Linked DNA regions of Homo sapiens: region 1 is linked to region 2. A link is an interaction called in ENCODE POLR2A ChIA-PET data of the cell type or tissue named here. Cell type or tissue: B cell. All regions are shown on one strand. Links, peaks and the distances in the headings refer to the core of each region. The heading gives the core; the rest is flanking DNA.

Region 1 (9,445 bases), core at 4,443-6,942, 94 kb after region 2:
AAGATCCCTTGAGCCCAGGAGTTCAAGGCTGCAGTGAGCTATGATCACACTATTGTACTCTAAGGTAGGTGACAGAGTGAGACCTTATCTCAAAAAAATGTACAACTTAAGCAAAGTTTATCAATTATGGCTTTCAAATTTTAGCTAATGGAGGAAATAGCAAGTTTCCAATTGTCATGATTACATGCATCACTATCATTGTATCATTATTCTAGTACTAATGAAAGACCTCAAGAACATATAAAGCGGCAGTAAAGAGTGCTAAGAAATGACAGTGTGGTCACACCAACTTGCCCAAGGTTACAACAGTGGAGTCAGGGTTCAAACCAGGTCTGTCTGGCTCTAGAACTACTAGTTCTCTGCCACTCCAAATCCTGTGTGTGTGTTTTCACTAAACTATTTTGTTGTTTATAGATCTGAATTGGAAGCTATTCTTATACAGGATCAGTACCCTGAACTTAGCAACTGATATAAAGGTATCCCTTATGGAAATCTCAACTAATTCTTTATTCCTTTTAGGAAGAAGAGTCTTAAGAATATGCATTATAAAACATGTTTCAATGAAGTTATTTAAAAAATGTTTGCTCCAGCATACTCTTGCTATCTCCAAGGAATATATTCTGAGACTTTAACAAATGTCCAAATTCTTGAATACTACTAACATATTATTTTCTACATTAAATGCATACATAAGATGAAAAAGTAACATTGAACAACAAATTGCTGGGCTTATACAGGGCTTGCTCTATTCCAGCTATTCCCAAAGTGTGGTCCATGGACCCCAGAAGTCCCCCAAGACCCTTTCAGAGAGTTCATAAGGTCAGAGCAATTTTCCTAATAATACTGAGACATTATTTGCTTTTTTCACTGTGCTAATGTGATGATGCAAAAGCAATGGTGGGTAAGATTGCTGGTGTCTTAACACAAATGAAACAGCAGCACCAAAGTATACTGGTAGTCACTGTACAACCATATATGCTCAGTTAAAAAGTGTGTGTGTGTGTGTGTGTGTGTGTGTGTGTGTGTGTGCACGTGCTAAGACTGTCTTTAATGAAACAGTAAAAATTATCTCCAACCTTTTGAGCACACATCTTTTTAACATTCTATGTGACAAAGTAGGAAATACACAAAGTATTTCTGCTGCACACCAAAGTATAATAGTTTTCAGAAGAAAATGCACTTGTGCAATTGTTTGAGTGGCAAGTTAAATTAACCATTTTCTTCACAGAGTACCATTTTTACTTTAAAGAACAACTAACTGACAAACTATAGTTGTAAGGACTTGGGTATTTGGAAGACATTTTCTCTCAATGGAACAAGCTAACACAGTCAATTCGAAGAAAACAACTGACAGTATTTGTTGCCAATGATAAAATTTTAGCTTCAAGCAAAAAAAAAAATCAGCTTAGGCTAAGGCAAGAGGATCGCTTGAGCCCAGGAGTTTGAGTACAGCCTGGGCAACACAGCAAGACCCTGTCTCTTGAAAAATAAAAAATAAAAAAAAACTAGCTTAACAGCCTCACACTACTTAAAAGACTTTTCTGGGATTGTTTTGTTTTGTTTTGTTTTTGTTTGTTTTACTTTCAGTTTTGGGATACATGTGCAGAATGTGCAGGCTTGTTACATAGGTATACATGTGCCATGGTGGTTTGCTGCACCTATCAACCCGTCACCTAGGTTTTAAGCCCTGCATGCATTACCTGTTTTTCCTAATGCTCTCCCTTCCCTTGCCTCCCAACCCCCAATAGGCCCCAGTATGTGATGTTCCCCTGCCTGGGTCCATGTGTTCTTACTGTTCAACTCCCACTTATGAGTGAGAACATTCGGTGTTTGGTTTTCTGTTCCTTTGTTAGTTTGTTGAGAATGATGGCTTCCAGCTTCATCCATGTCCCTGCCAAGGGCATGAACTCATTCTTTTTTATGGCTGCATAGTATTCCATGGTGTATATGTGCCACATTTTCTTTATCCAGTCTATCACTGATGGGCACCTGGGTTCATTCCAAGTCTTTGCTATTGTAAATAGTGCTGCAATAAACATACGTGTGCATCTGTCTTTATGGCAGAATGATTTATAATCCTTTGGGTATATACCCAGTAATGAGATTGCTGGGTCAAATGGTATTGCTGGTTCTTTATCCTTCAGGAATTGACACACTGTCTTCCACAATGGCTGAACTAATTTATACTGCCACCACCCATCTCAGCCCAAAAACTCCTTAAGCTGATAAGCAACTTCGGCAAAGTCTCAGGATACAAAATCAATGTGCAAAAATCACAAGCATTCCTATACACCAACAGACAAGCAGAGAGCCAAATCAGGCCATTCACAATTGCTACAAAGAGAATAAAATAACTAGGAATACAACTTATAAGGGACATGAAGGACCTCTTCAAGGAGAACTACAAACCACTGCTCAAGGAAATAAGGGAGGACACAAACAAATGGAAAAACAGTCCATACTCACGGATAGGAAGAATCAATGTCGTGAAAATGGCCATATGCCCAAAGTAATTTATAGATTCAATGCTATTCCCATCAAGCTACCATTGACTTTCTTTGCAGAATTAGAAAAAACTACTTTAAATTTCATATGGAACCAAAAAACAATCCATATAGCCAAGACAACCTTAAGCAAAAAGAACAAAGCTGGAGGCATCATGCTACCTGCCTTCAAACTATACTACAAGGCTACAGTAACCAAAACAGCATGGTACTGCTACCAAAACAGATATACAGACCAATGGAACAGAATAGAGACCTCGGAAATAACACCACACATCTACAACCAGCTGATCTTTGACAAACCTGACAAAAACAAGCAATGGGGAAAGAATTCCCTACTTAATAAATGGCGTTGGGAAAACTGGCTAGCCATATGCAGAAAACTGAAACTGGACCCCTTCCTTACACCTTATACAAAAATTAACTAAAGATGGATTAAAGACTTAAATGTAAAACCCAAAATCATAATAACCCTAGGAAAAAACCTAGGCAATGCCATTCAGGACATAGGCATGGGCAAAGACTTCATGACTAAAACGCCAAAAGCAATTTTAATAAAACCCAAAATTGACAAATGGGATCTAATTAAGCTAAAGAGCTTCTGCACAGCAAAAGAAACTATCATCAGAGTGAATAGGCAACCTACAGAACGGGAGAAAATTTTTGCAATCTACCCATCTAACTATGGTCTAATATCCAGAATCTACAAGAAACTTAAACAAATTTACAAGAAAAAAACAAACAATCCCATCAAAAGTAGGCGAAGGATATGAACAGACACTTCTCAAAAGAAGACATTTATGCGGCCAACAAACATAAGAAAAAAAGCTCATCATCACTGGTCATTAGAGAAACGCAAATCAAAACCAAAATGAGATACCATCTCACGCCAGTTAGAATGGTAATTATTAAAAAGTCAGGAACCAACAGATGCTGGCAAGGCTGTGGAGAAACAGGAACGTTTTACACTGTTGGTTTTGTTTTGTTTTGTTTTGAGAGAGGGTCTCACTCTGTCGCCCAGGCTGGAGTCCAGTGGTGTTATCTCAGTTCACTGCAACCTTGACCTCCTGGGTTCAAGCAATTGTCCTTCTTCAGCCTCCCGAGTAGCTGGGATTACAGGCGCCCACCACCATGCCCAGCTAATTTTTTTGTATTTTCAGTAAAGGTTTCACCATGTTGGTCAGACTGGTCCCAAACTTCTGACTCAAATGATCTGCCTGACTTAGCCTCTCAAAGTGCTGGGATTACACACGTGAGCCACCATGCCCAGCCCTTAGAAGACTTTTCTGATGACACTGATGGCAGTATTAACAAATGTTGACCTTTTTTTTTTTTTTTTTTTTTTTTTTTTTTTTTCTGAAAAAGGGTCTCCCTCTGTTGTCCATGCTGGAGTACAGTGGTGCCATGTCAGCTCACTGCAACCTCCGCCTCCTAGGCTCAAGTGATCCTCCCATCTTAGCCTCCCAAGTAGTTGGGACTACAGGCATGTGCCACCATGCCTGGCTAAGTTTTTTGTATTTTTGGTAGAGACAGCGTTTCACCATGTTGCCCAGGCTAATCTTGAACTCCTAAGCTCCAGCGATCCGCCCGCCTCGGCCTCCCAAAGTGCTAGGATTACAGGCGTGAGCCACCATGCCCAGCTTGACTTCTTTATATTGTATAATAAGATGTGCCAATATTATAAAGATCTGCATAAATCAGTGAACCAATGCCTTACAAATGACGAGTTATAAAATTACACATAGATAAAAGATCCATTCAAACTGCAAGACAGACCAGTGGATTTTAAATGTAACAGGTTACAAAAAGTTCATTAATGTGATGTAAGATTTTACATGGCAACTAACCATTAATATAAAACTACCAACTGTAGAATTCTGGTGTGATATGAAAGAAAAATATCAACATTACCTTAAAAGACTATTAAAATACTCCTCCCTTTACAAGCTACATATGAGGCCAGCTTTTCTTTGGATATTTCAACCCAAAAAGCATACTGCAATAGGGTGAATGCAGTGACAAATATGAGAATTTGTCTGTCTTCTACAAAGCCAGACATTACACAGGTTTGCAAAATCTAAAACAATGCTGTCTTCTCGCTAAACTGTTAGTAATACAGGACTATTATAAGAATTAAGTAATACTGGCTGGGCACGGTGGCTCATGTCTCTAATCCCAGCACTCTGAGAGGCCAAGGAGGGCAGATCACCTGAGGTCAGGCGTTCAAGACCAGCCTGGCCAACATGGTGAAACTCCATTTCTACAAAAATACAAAATGTAGCCAGGCATGATGGTGGGTGCCTGTAATCCCAGCTACTCAGGAGGCTGAGGCAGGAGAATCGCTTGATCCTGGGAGGCAGAGGTTGCAGTAAGCTGAGATCGCACCATTGCACTCCAGCCTGGGCAACTGAGCAAGACTCCGTCTCAAAAAAAAAAAAAAAAAAAAGTAGCCGGGCGTGGTGGCACGTGCCTGTAGTCCCTATTCAGGAGGTTGAGGTAGGAGAACTGCTTGAGCCCAGCAGGCAGAGGTTACAGTGAGCCAAGATAGCAAGACTCTGTCTCAAAAAAAAAAAAAAAGAAAAAAGAAAGCCTGTAGTCTAATGCAGAAACAGGCAAGTTGCAATACAATGTGATTAGTATGACAACAAAGAGGAAAACTGAATGCTTTAAAAGCACAAATGAGAGATTTCTAACAGAGACCACAGTCTCAAGAAAGGCTTTTTAAGATGATATCTATGCTCAGACCCCAACTTCATGCCATCCAGAACAAAAAGACGACATGGTTCATGCTCTCTAAAAATTCTTGGTACCCAAGTGGTTAAGAACCATAACTCTGGTATCTAAGTAATTTCTAACTACAGTTATATAATATTGTACTGAACAATGTCTAGCATTCCATAATCTACTGGTCTGTGTCATATACAAGAAAATTAAATCTATGGTTATTCAAAGCCTTTTAGAAATCAATCATGCTGAAAAAAACAATTTGATAACTGTACTAAGTTTACCCCCTGGTTTTCATCCTATTTCATATTTTAAAAATCTTAGTAATATAAATACTTTGACACCTTCATAAATTTACTGTGATAGCTAGTTTTAGTTGTCAACTTGACTAAACTAGGGGATACCCAGATAGCTAGTAAAAGCATTATTTCCGCATTTGCCTATGAGGGTGTTTCCCAAAGAGACTGCCATTTGAATCAATAGACTGAGTAAGAACGATCTACCCTTACCCAGTGTGGGCAGGCACCATCCAATCTGCTGGGGGATAAGATAAAACAAAAAGGCAGAGGAAGGGCAAATTCACTCACTCTCTGTTCTGGAGCTCAGACATTTGTCTTTCTTGCCCTCTGACCTCAGAACTTCAGGTTCTCCAGCCTTTGGACTCCAGGACTTGCATCAGCAGCCCCCTAGTTTTTCAGCCTTCAGCCTCGAATTGAGAGTTATTTTGCAAAAACCTCAATCACTTTTGCACCAACCTAATACAATGTTGGCTCTGCTGGTTCTCAGGCCTTTGGACTTGAAATGAGCTACTGGTTTCCCTAGTTCCCTAGTTTGCAGACGGCCTATCACGGGATTTCTCAGCCTCCATAATTGTGTAAGCCAATTCCAACAGATCTGTATCTACACATAGCTATCCTATTGGTTCTGTTTCTCTGAAGAATCCTAACTAATATATATACTATACAGGACATATATTTCATGTCTTCTTGGTAACAGAGAGCACAGCAAACTTTCATTATTATTCTATAGTATTACAAATACATTTGATACCCTTAAAGCTAATTTAGTTGTCCAAGGATGTTTTCCTTGTATTATCTATGACTTATTCAGTTGTGTGTGTGTGTGTGTGTGTGTGTGTGTGTGTGTGTGTATTTTTTTTCCAATTTCTTCATTGCTATCATGTTGTCAGAAATCTGTCTTGTTATCAGTATGTTTATTGCAGCATCTTGCTGCTTGTAAATTATTCCTCCTTAATCTACTACAACCTTAGAAACCTTAAGTATCATATATAAAGTAAAAATAAGCTCTCAGCGACAGCCTAAAGAGCTTTATTTATAAAGAATTTCTTATTAAACTGACAACTATTTGGGGGCTTTTGTAATGTTTCAGAGAGATGAGGTACTGCCACTGAGTCTAGATAGGTAAAGACTTACTATTTCAAAGTTTCATACCTATATCTAAAATATCCCTCTTGCTTTCTATAAACTCAACTCAGATATTCCAGACAGCCTTACTTGAAACCCAGATCAGTTTACATATCCTTCTGAAGACACACCTTGTGGTGCCCCTTCCTTGCCACTCTCTATTCATCTGTTTCCCCAATAAGACTGTCAGCTCTTCAACAATCTCTCATCTCTGCTTCTCCAGCACAAAACCCATATTCTACCTTATAAATAAATACTTGTTGAAAAAAAAACGACAGAGAATGAAACCAACTGTATAAAAAGCCATAAACTTACTACATAAAATTAAAATGACCTTTCATATATATAATGATATTAAGTTTCTTCTCAAAATGCACACTCAGGAAATCCAAATTTGAGAGGAAGTCATAAGAAATGCATTAAGAACCAAGTATGTAATAATGTAATAGTAAGCCACTTCACCCACCCCATCCTCTAAAAAATCTTTTTAACAGCCGGGTGCTGTGGCTCACGCCTGTAATCCCAGCACTTTGGGAGGCTGAGGTGGGCAGATTACCTGAGGTTGGGAGTTTGAGACCAGCCTGACCAACATGGAGAAACGCCATCTCTACTAAAAATACAAAACTAGCCGGGCATGGTGGTGCACGCCTGTAATCCCAGCTACTCGGGAGGCTGAGGCAGGAGAATCACTGGAACCTGGGAGGCAGAGGTTACGGTGAACCGAGACCATGCCATTGCACTCCAGCCTGGGCAACAAGAGTGAGACTCCATCTTAAAAAAAAAAAAAAAATCTTTTTAACTTGGAGGGGAAAAAGCAAAACACCATAGCTGCATCTTACTCAGATAATTATATATTTATATTCAATCTAAGTGCAACTGACATTTAAAGAATGTTTGCTAAAATAGCTTAAAGAAGTAAACACTAATATCTATAATAAAACCTTAAAACCCCTAGAAGAAAACACAAGGGAAAAGCTCCCTGATATTGTTCGGCCTTGGCAATGATATTGGTGGATACTACACCAAAAGCTCAAACAACAAAAGCAAAAATAAATAAGTAGGACTACATCAAACTAAAAAGCTTCTCCAAAACAAACAACAAAATGAAAAGGCAGCCTATGGACTGGGAGAAAATATTTGCAAACTATGTATCTGGTAAAGGGTTAATATCCAAAATACATAAGGAACTCTCACAACTCAACAGCAAAAAACAAAACAAAACGAAATAACCCAATTAAAAAATGGGCAAAGAACCTAAAGAGACATTTTTCCAAAGAAGACATACAAAGGGCCAACAGGTATATGAAAAAGCACTGAAAACATCACTAATTATCAGGGAAAAGCAAATCGAAACCACAATGAGCTATCACCTCACACCTGTTTGGATGGCTATTATCAAAAAGACAAAAGTGTTGGCCAAAGTGTGGAGAAAAGGAAACCCTTGTACACTGTTGTTGAAAATGTAAATTGCTACACAGACATTACGGAAAATGGTATAGAAGTTCCTCAAAACATTAAAAATAGAACTGCCTATGATCCAGCAATCCCTCTGCTGGGTATACACCCAAAGAAACTGAAATCAGCACCTCATAGAGATATATGCTTTCACATATTCATTGCAGCATTATTCACAATAGCCTAGATTATGGAAACAACCTAAGTGTCTGTCCTAAGATGAACAGATAAAGAATTTGTGGCATATATACACACACACACACACACACACACACACACACACACACACAAGGGAATATTATTCAGCCTTAAAAAAAAAAAAAGGAGATACTGTCATTTGAAACAACATAGATGAACCTGGAGGACACTATGTTAAATGAAATAAGCCAGACACAAAAAGAAAGACACTACATGATCTCATTTATATATGAAATCCTTTTTTTTACTTTTTATTTATTTATTTATTTAGATGGAGTCTCACTCTGTCGCCCAGGCTGGAGTGCAGTGGTGTAATCTCAGCTCACTGCAACCTCCGCCTCCCGGGTTAAAACGATTCTGCTGCCTCAGCCTCCTAAATAGCTGGGATTACAGGCACATGCCACCATGCCTGGCTAATTTTTGTATTTTTAGTAGAGACGGGTTTTCACCATTTTGGTCAGGCTGGTCTCGAACTCCTGACCTCGTGATCTGCCTGCCTCGGCCTCCCAAAGTGCTGGGATTACAGGCGTGAGCCACCACACCCAGCGAAATCCTTTTTTTTTTTTTTTTTTAAAGCTGAATACGCAGAAACAAGAGTATAGCCACAGTTACCAGGGGAAAGGAGGGGGACGAAATGGGAATAAGTAGGTCAAAGGGTACAAACTCGCAGTTATGTAGGATGAATAAGTCTAGAGAGCTAATGTATAGCGCGAAGTCTATAATTATTCATATTGTATAGTATATATAAAATTTGCTAAGACAGATTTTAGATGCTTATACCACAATTTTAAAAATTATAGAAGGAGATGGATAGGTTAATTTGCTTAACTGTAGTAATCATTTCATGATTTTGTATCTGTGTATCAAAACATAAAAATCATTTCATGATTTTGTATCTGTATATGTTTTGTATATGTATAGCAAAACATGCTGTATACCTTAAATATAAACAATTTTAGAAATGGACAAAGAAAGAATGGTGATTATTGATGATCTAAGCTAAAATAAAATTAAAAAGCTCTTTTGGGCATATCTCGCTAATTTGAGGATATTCTAACAGAAAATAAGTAACCCATAACAAAGACTCATAGATTATTGATGTTGGAAGGATCTTATAGGTCACCTGTTATTTACATATAC
Region 2 (9,445 bases), core at 2,667-5,166:
AAACACAGCTAAAAAGAAGAAAGCATATAGTGCTTATTATCACTAAATATAAGAATTTCAGTTCACTAAGAAACTTTATACTTACTCTAAGATGATTATTTTCCTATAACGTCTCCAAATCACAAATTAAATGTTTTCACTAACTGCAATATTAGAAGGTATTTCTATTTGAAAGTTAAAATAGCTTGCTACTTTTACACTAAATATCAACTGTTGAATATATATTAACCTTTAAGGACATTCCTTAAATAAATATTACTCCTAGTATAAGTGTACTTTGCTAAGGACAGGTAATCAAGAAGAAATTCAGAAAGGGAAACGCTTTAAAGAAAACAAAAGTACCCATCACAAACTCAAATTAATAGCAGTGCATTAAAATAAATGAAAGGCACCATATTCACTCTGGAGATGCTTGTTATAATCATGTACTTGTTACTACAGGTTCAAAGAAAAGATATCTTTCTAAGAAGCCAAAAAAATAAATGGACATTATCATAACACAATCCTTTTATTTGTTGCATATGACTGTTTTGGTGGAAATTGTCCTGAATTCCTCTTTCACAAGTAATTTTAAGTTTGCGTTTCCAAATTTAATTATTACTATCACACAGCTGCAAGAAATAATTTTGACAATATGACAAAATTTGTAAATAGAAAATACTTGTCAAATATAAAATAACTATCATCTATACTTGGTTAAGGTGCTTAAGATTATCATTACCATATCCAGTAAATGCATGTCACTGTTCTTCACGTTTCGACCTGGGCTTAATAACATTCCAAAACATCTGAAAATATTGGGGGAAAAAAAGGAGAAATAAGGTATCAAGAATATATAGAAGCCCAGTGAGCATAAAGCCTTTTTACAATAACTATACAATCTGAGCTCTGTATTTATAAGCTTTAGTTTTTTTTCTAAAAACACCAGAAATAAGTATTTATGAAGATAGATAATAAAATCACACAGAAATAAGTCATCTAAATTTCCAGATCTTTATTTGCATGTAAAATATTACCAATAAGAAACTACCATAAAAGTGGCCATAAGTTGTTAATTGAAAGAAAATATGGTACTGAGATACAAATTAGTTTCTAGGGAGATAAGAGATTTTATTTGCCTTAGACTTATTCCAAACATATAGGTCAAAATCCATTAACCCAGTTAAACCAAAAACGAGGTTTTTAAAAATAAGAAGATGACACTATGCTCTCTTTGCATCAAACCAGATTAAAAAGAAAGCAAACTGTTGTTACCCTGGCCCTCCACAGTCATGTTCACTAAGTAGCATGTTAATACTATATCCTCAGTTTTAAAAAAAAAAAGTTATGCAAACTTTATTACTAAATGGGCTATTAGTGAAGATATTATATCCAACATATTATTAATTTACTGTTAACTATTTAATATTGTTCTGTGCTTCCTGATGCCAGAGAAGCTTTAGGAATCCCATCAACACTGCCACTTTATTTGTAAAGGATTTGCATAAGCTCTAAAATTCAGCTAACTCGAAGATTTTTATGTTTGTTAGGCTATTATTAACTCCACTTTACATGTAAGCAAAGTAAAGTCCAGAGAAGTTAAGCAATTTACCCAAATTCATACTGCTATATTATAGGTCTCGTAACTTGAGAAGCAATGTAATCTGTCCACAGGGTCCCTCTGCCAACAACACATACCCACACACAAGAATGTTTTTATTGTAGTTTCCCAAAACTTCAAGATATGCTATGTAACAATTTATAGAAAGGGTAAAGAATATAACTATATTAAACATAAGATTTTTTCAATTTCAAAATAGTGGCAGCTAACCACTCAACCGTTATTCTCATCCTTGTTGTTTTTCAAAGGTTTACTCTCCTAGTATCATGGCTAATGCTGACATGAGCAAGATCACTGGTCCTGTCCAAATGTAAGCTTAGTAAGGAGTAAATGTATACTTCCTATAAGTTCTTGAGGATCACTTGTTCAAGGCTTCCTTCTGGCACCCAAAAATGATCACGTACATAGCAAAGCTAAAGTTGGTAAGCTCTGAGGATAACTTTTCAAATACAGAGAACAAAATATAATCTACAAGAGAAATAATTATACTCTAGTATTCATAATTTCACCTATATACTGCTATGATCTCTCTCCTATGAATTCTTGTAATAAACACTGTCTACACAAATTAAATAATAATCAATCATGCAATTCACTGTACTATTTCTTATACTACTGCCCTAAATTCTTGCTAAGGAAGAATAAAAGATTTAATTCTTTTTTAGAAATAAAATTTGACTCTCTAAAAAATTAGGTCAATGAGAACAGATTTATCTCACACATCCCTACATACTTTGCTTCAGCTTGCATCTCTAATGGTTTTTTGTTTTAAGAACAATGTTCTATATTATAGGGTTTAAATTACAAACCCATTATATAGTCACCATAATAAGTTAACAAATACCAAAGTATGTAAAGAAAAAATAATTTCTCCCTTCTGTCAGCCTCCTTAGGAAATAATGCTAACAGTTTGGAAAGTATACTCTCTTTCTTTTTGTTCTTTTTGAAAATTTAAAGGATTTTTTTATTTTTTAAGGCAGAAAAAGATTTTTTTTAATTTTTATTTTTATAGGCATAAGGATTACAAGTGCAGATTTCTTACATGTATGCATTATGTAGAGATAAAGTCTGTCTGGGCTTTTAGAGTACCCATCAACCAAAGACTGAACATTGTAACCAATAGGTAATCTTTCAACCTTCACCCCGCTCTCCCACCCTCCTACCTTTTGTAATCTCTGATGGCTATAATAAAAGTTAAAGTTTAATGTCATTTGTTTCTCAAGCACTTCCAGGTGAATGATAAAATAGATGAAATTTCACATTTTCTCAGCATAATATTTCTATATTACATTGTACTGCAAAAGGAGCCTTAGAGGTTTGGATTTTTCTTAAGTAGCAATACTCATCACCTTATTTTGATAATCTTTAATGCACTAATCTTTTCCTGGCCTGGAAAAAAAAAAAAAGCCCTGCCACCAACCAGCATGACCTTAGAGAAAGCACCTAACCCCCTGGGACTCTGCTCCCTCTTCTAGCAAACAGGAAAGGTATAATACATGAACTTTAAGCACTTAAATTACATAATTATTTTCTGTCAAGCTGTATTAGTCATTTTCAAAATTACACTTCATTAAAGCACACCAGGATTCCTATGGAGGCCAGCAAGATCTATTAGGAATAATGTGTCAGAAATTAGATAGATATTATTAGTAACATTAACACCTAATAGGAGTATTCAGTGTTTCACTGGGGAGTTCAAAGCATTCAACAGTCTCTTATTAACTCTATAGATAAGGTAAAAAGCAAATTGCTATCCCACCTATTTTCTCAAGGAGTTTACAGTATAGTGGGGGGGAAAATAAGTAAACAGGCAATTAGAATCTGATATCATTCGTTCTAAAATACCTGTAAGTACATAATATCAACAAAGTATAGAAGAGACATCCAACATAATTTATAATATAGTGAATAGCTGACTTCACTGAAAAATTGAAATCAACCTCCTGAGAATGAGCTGATGATGCTATTATATCAATTATTATCATAATAATAGATATTGTTTATTGAATGTCTTAACTTTAAGCCAGGCTCTACTATACTGTTACATTTAAATTTCAAAGCAACCTTCATACAACAAACGATAAAACTGATTTTCAAAAACAATGGTTTTGCCCAAAGCCACATAGCTACTAAGTTACACGACCGGGATTCATGCCCATGTCTATCACTACAAAACTATATGGTCTTTTACATTACAGCCTGCCAAGGACTGTCAGTAAAAGACTATAAGCTCCCTGAGAGACCCTGGGCAAATCACAAACCTCAAAGTCTCACTTTCCACATTTCTGAAGTACAAATACTTGCTTTCATGTTCATTACGTCAACGTAAACTCGACATGAAAAAACTCCTGGCCGGGCGCGGTGGCGCAGTGGCTCACGCCTGTAAATCCCAGCACTTTGGGAGGCCGAGGTGGGCGGATCACGAGGTCGGGAGATTGAGACCATCCTGGCTAACAAGATGAAACCCCGTCTCTACTAAAAATACAAAAAAATTAGCCGGGCCTGGTGGCGGGCGCATGTAGTCCCAGCTACTCGGGAGGCTTAGACGAGAGAATGGCGTGAACCGGGGAGGCAGAGCTTGTGTGAGCCGAAGCTTGTGTGAGCCGAGACTGCGCCACTGCACTCCAGCGTGGGCAACAGAGCAAGACTCCGTCTCAGAAAAAAAAGAAAAAGAAAAGAAAAAACTCATGATGAAAGGGCACTGTAAACTATAAAACAGTTGATAATTATAAATTATTATAATTACCATTACCATTAAGAAGAGAAAGCTCTCCCTTTCATAGTAATACTTAGTGTTTACTCAAAATAGAACTTTAAGCAGCTTTTAACACCAAGTTAACCTCTAGAACAAATACCAAAAACTCTGTATCACTAATACGGCTTTAGACTTAACTGCAGGAAAAAGTGAGAAAAACAGATGTTGTATTAATGTCCTGCAATATGAAACTAATTTTTTAAAAACTTTTACCTTTAGTCTATCAAATCATTAGGAATTACATATATCTCCATGAAGATAAAAATGGAAGGTAGGGAAGGAGAGAGAGGAAAAGAACACGCTCTCTTGCTGTACTAAACTTTTATTATTAAAAATGAAAAAGTGGCTGGGCGCAGTGGCTCACGCTTGTAATCCCAACACTTTGGGAGGCCGAGGTGGGCAGATCACAAGGTCAGGAGATCGAGACCATCCTGGCTAACATGGTGAAACCTCCGTCTCTACTAAAAAATACAAAAAAAATTAGCCGGGCGTAGTGGCGGGCACCTGTAATCCCAGCTACCGAGGAGGCTGAGGCAGGAGAATGGCGTGAACCCGGGAGGCAGAGCTTACAGTGAGCCGAGATTGCACCAGTGCACTCCAGCCTGGGCAACAGAGCAAGACTCCGTCTCAAAAAAAAAAAAAAATGAAAAAGTGACAGCATAATAGAAAGGGAAAAACAGAACTGCAAATAAGAAAATCTATAATGCAATCACAGTTTTTCAAAACTTTATGCAAAACACTAAAACTAAATAATTTCATAAAAGTTGGAATCTCAGTCAGTCTCCCCAAAGGGGCTAAAGCAAAAAGATAATTGGGCAAATCTTCTATTGTGTCAATGAGACTGTTATTTCCCTTACTAAAAAGACTGAAGTAGAGAAAGATACACAGGCATTTGTCACTATGTACAGTGGTGTGGAACCACAAAAATAACCATATAAGCAAAACTGCATATAAAATGATATTTTTCAAAAGGAAAAATTATGATTCTTCAGTAACCTTTAAAAATTTTTGTCCAAACTTCAAAAACTCTCTTACTTTCAGTTATAAATATATAGGACAATTGTTAAAAAGTAAAACTATTGTTTATTTAGCACTTCGTTGTTTGAAGCACAAAAATTAAAGTATTTTAATTATTTAAAAAAACTTATCAAGAATATATTGAACAGTGCTTGCTGCCTTCTCATATAATTTACAATACAAAGTATTTTTTCTATCTTGGCAAACTGTCATATTCCTTTCTAAGTTTGGATTAACTTCCAAACTTTATCCTTTGCATGTTCAATGTTGTGAAGTATCTCCAAGAGTTCCTTTAATGTGAAAAATTTGCCAGAGTCATTTCCCCTGGAACATTCATGCTTTTCATCACAACCACTTTCCTTATTTACACTGATAAGTTCATCTTCACAAAGTTCATCTGGCTGCATATCTAGAGTCCACTGAATAGCAACAGTGTCAACACTCCCACAGACAGCTATTTATTCTACATCTCCATAAGTGTCCTATTCATATCCTTCAAAGTTACTTCTATAGCGAAGTAAAAGTTTGCTATACTACAGACATAATATTCATTGTTGCTCCCTGAAATGATGTCTTCAACTGCATGCTTTATGTCATATTTCTCCCAAAATTGAGATAAAGAAATTGCATAATCTCCAGTCTCCTTATAATTACTATTTCCTTTTGATGTGGCATCTAACTTCAGTATTTTGGCTGACATGCTAGCAAAACTGATTGGAATTTTTGTTTATTACAGTCTTAATCCAAAGCAGAAGTATATGCTCCAGTTAAACCATAAGCAGCTTTCTGTTCCTAGTGAAACTTAAACTAAAGGATGTTGGAGTGATTTTATCATTTTTTTAAATTTATCATACTTTTTCAATATGGTTCATATCACAACTTTATACAGGCCTAGGTCTCATTCTGTCTTCATTTTGCTGTTGCCATTTTAAAATCTTCTAAGACTGTGCATCTTCTAAAATTACATGCAATTTCACTTTCAGCATTATGACTTTTCATTTCTTTGTAGCACTGTTAGCTTTGTTGGCCAATTTCCTCTTTGGATTATCCATTTTTGTAAAATGTCAAATGGATTTATTACCAGAGACAAAGAGGCAACACAACCACATACTTTGCTATCTGTAAGTAAAGTGAATAACAGATACACAGTGACCAATCACCAACAGACTTTGGAAGAAGCGACATGATTGGTCACTAATCATGTATGTATATAGTGACTTGTGGACTGAACAGCAGAGTTTGTTTTGCAATTACTCTGTTAATATACTATGGTAACAGAAATTTGAACCATGTGTTTGGGAGACTAGTGTTGTAACTGAACCACGGTAAGAGAAAATAATGTATACCATAACTACAAAGCAAGGACTGCCTGTATATACACACATAGGTTCTAAAGAACTCTAGCCAAGATTTTGCCTTCCAGTGGTAGCAGTCTACTCAGATTTTGCAGGTTACTTACTTCTGATTATCACTCAAAAAAGACCAATAGTCTTAAAATCTTAACTGTGGTTGTTGTAATAGTACCACTAATAGTAATAATAGCATGCATTTATTAAGCATTATTGTGAACACTTTACAGTTACTAGCTAATCTTCTCCCCACAATCTTAAGAGGTAAGTTTTATTCACAATTTACAAATTGCAAACTGAAGCACAGAGAAGTTAAATAACTTGACCAAGATCACTGTAAAGCCAAGATTCAAACCCAGATGAGGGTACTCTATAGCTATTTATCCTAAAAATTTCACTCTAGTAACTTCAGTGATATCAGTAATAGGAAGAAGGAGTCTCTCCAGATTTAAAAATTGGTTACTCTTTTCATTCATCAGGTAGGAAATCGTTTTATCTATCTATCTGTCTATGTAACTAACTATCTATCTTAGATTTCCTAGAACACTAGGAAAAATCACCAAGAAAAAAATAACCTAAATAGATCTTAGGACTGCCATAGAGCTGCTACCAGTACAGAGAATTTAACATGCAGATAGGCTATAAAAGAAGAATATCTTAGGTCCACTTTTTTTAAATTTTCAACCAACAAATTTCAAAAACAAAAAAAAATACCAGTACAGAGAAAATAACATACAGAAAGAAGAATATTTTTAGGTCAATGTTCTTAAAATTTTTCATTGAATAAATTTCAAAAATAAAAACAAAAAAACCCTCCATACCATCCTTAGCAATAATGTTCCCATTAATTCTCACATTAATAAAGGGTCAAAATTTAAAATGCAGAATAACTCAAATATGAGTGCTTTCCTTCTTCACTTTTTTTTTTTTTTTTTTCAAGACAGGCTCCAGCTCTGTCACCCAGGCTGGAGTGCAGTGGCACAATCTCAGCTCTGCAACCTCCACTTCCTGATTCAAGCCATCCTCCCACCAAATATGAGTACTTTTACTAACTCCCTTCAAATACAAAATGAGAACTTAGCTACAGTCAGATTTTAAAATATATTAAAAATGATTATAACAAGAAAACCAATAAATTTCAAAGTCTGACATGGTTTAATCCCTGCTTAAAACATTTAAAATCAATTATTTTGCTTTTCCATTCAGTAAGACTAATACAGGACATTCAGATAGTGATACATTATTTGGGCTTTTGCAGATACTAGCTATATGCATCAAAATAAACGGGTGCTAATTTACAAGTATTTTTACAATTGAATGTATTTGTAAACACAATTCAAAAACATCTAAAAGCATAAAGAAAAGGAATATCTTCCCCTGTACAGCTACAGCTGATTAACAAAAGTCCATTTTTCTCCTTCATAAAGGCTCATTTTGCAGGCTACTGATTCCTGATTATCACTCATAAAACACATGTAGATAGGGTTGAACAAAACATGGGCAAAAAATGATGAATTCAATTTTATGAGAAAATTTATAGCAAAAGTACCTACATTAACTTTTGATAAAATAAGAAAACTAGTGATTAGACTTGGAGTTCCTATTTCTTTTTCTCTCGATTGTCATTTCTTTTGTTTTTTTTTCTAATTTTTTTCTTTTATCTACAGTCTATATTTTTTCCCATTTCTATTCGTATTTTTTCTTTAATCCCTTTCCTCTAGGGTTTTTCTTTCTTTACATAGTTGGAAGTAGAACTAATATGATTTAATGAAGAATTAGATGTAGAGTGAGAGAAAATGGAGTTGAAAATGCCAAGTTTTTCATCTACAATAATTGGAAAGATCAAGTTACAAATTAAAAAGACTGTGAGAAATTACAGGAGGAACAAGTTTGGGACAGTGTCAAACTTGATTTTTTAGTTTGATTTTTGAACATATTAACTTTGAGATGCCAGATGAAGATCTGAAGTTGTTGAATATATAAGTTTGGAGACCTCAGGTCAGAGAAAAACATTTGGAATCATCCAGTCATAGATATATTTAAAGTCATGAGACTGGATGGGCTAATCTAACAAGCAAGTGTGGTAGAAGAAAGACTGCTTAAACAATGTCTTTGAGATGTCAAAATGGAATAAAATAGAGTATACAAGTAGAAAATTAGCCTTAAAAGCAGGGACATTTCATATTATAAAAGAATTAAGTTTCTTGTAGTACAGTGGAATAATGAAATAATTCACCTAAATATATAAAACTTCAAAATTTAAAAAATACCAGGGAAATAAAAAGAATGAGTAAATTTATTAAAATATGCTGAAAATTTTAAAAATCAAATATTTAAAGCACAAATACAAAATTTCACCTATAAGACATATTTAACTTTTAATTAATTGCTTAAAGTCCTACTAAAAAAAAAATAACATTTTTAAGTCTTCCTCCCTCTTCCCTTCAAATGATCCAAAGATCTTGAAAAGGGAATAAAACAACTATGCTACTATTACAAATACGGATAAAATATTAGTAACTAAACAATATTTACTAAAGAAATAAAATAATCATATCCTATTTATAGGTACTTAATACTGACCCCTGTAAACATCCCCCGGCCCCCCAAAAAAGAAAGAAAGTCATACAGAAGAGTCAAATGAAAAGGCTTTAGGAAGAATAGCAAGATGGTCTTGATTCAAATACTTGTGTTGCCAATTATAAGCTAGATCTCATAGCAAGG

What was found. ChIA-PET counts read pairs that join two places held together with the same protein. Peaks named below come from ENCODE experiments on the same cell type or tissue, not always from the same donor. Only the 100,000 strongest peaks of a DNase experiment are listed, where the experiment ranks them.
Region 1: POLR2A ChIA-PET joins it to region 2 with 5 read pairs; 4 of 35 experiments call an interaction of 5 or more read pairs at or near these places.

The regions. Positions count from the first base shown.
Region 1 is chr1:174,171,129-174,180,573 of GRCh38, reverse strand. All of the region lies in intron 1 of RABGAP1L (RAB GTPase activating protein 1 like), which reads right to left. Among named protein-coding and RNA genes, the nearest start is that of RABGAP1L, 16 kb to the right of the region's middle. In B cell, for the core only: no CTCF peak of the experiment used is centred there; a DNase peak (open chromatin) is centred at 5,714.
Region 2 is chr1:174,263,757-174,273,201 of GRCh38, reverse strand. RABGAP1L (RAB GTPase activating protein 1 like) reads right to left here. Exons shown (of 26, transcript NM_001366446.1): 8 at 722-788. Among named protein-coding and RNA genes, the nearest start is that of RABGAP1L, 110 kb to the right of the region's middle. In B cell, for the core only: no CTCF peak of the experiment used is centred there; no DNase peak of the experiment used is centred there; H3K27ac peaks cover 362 bases.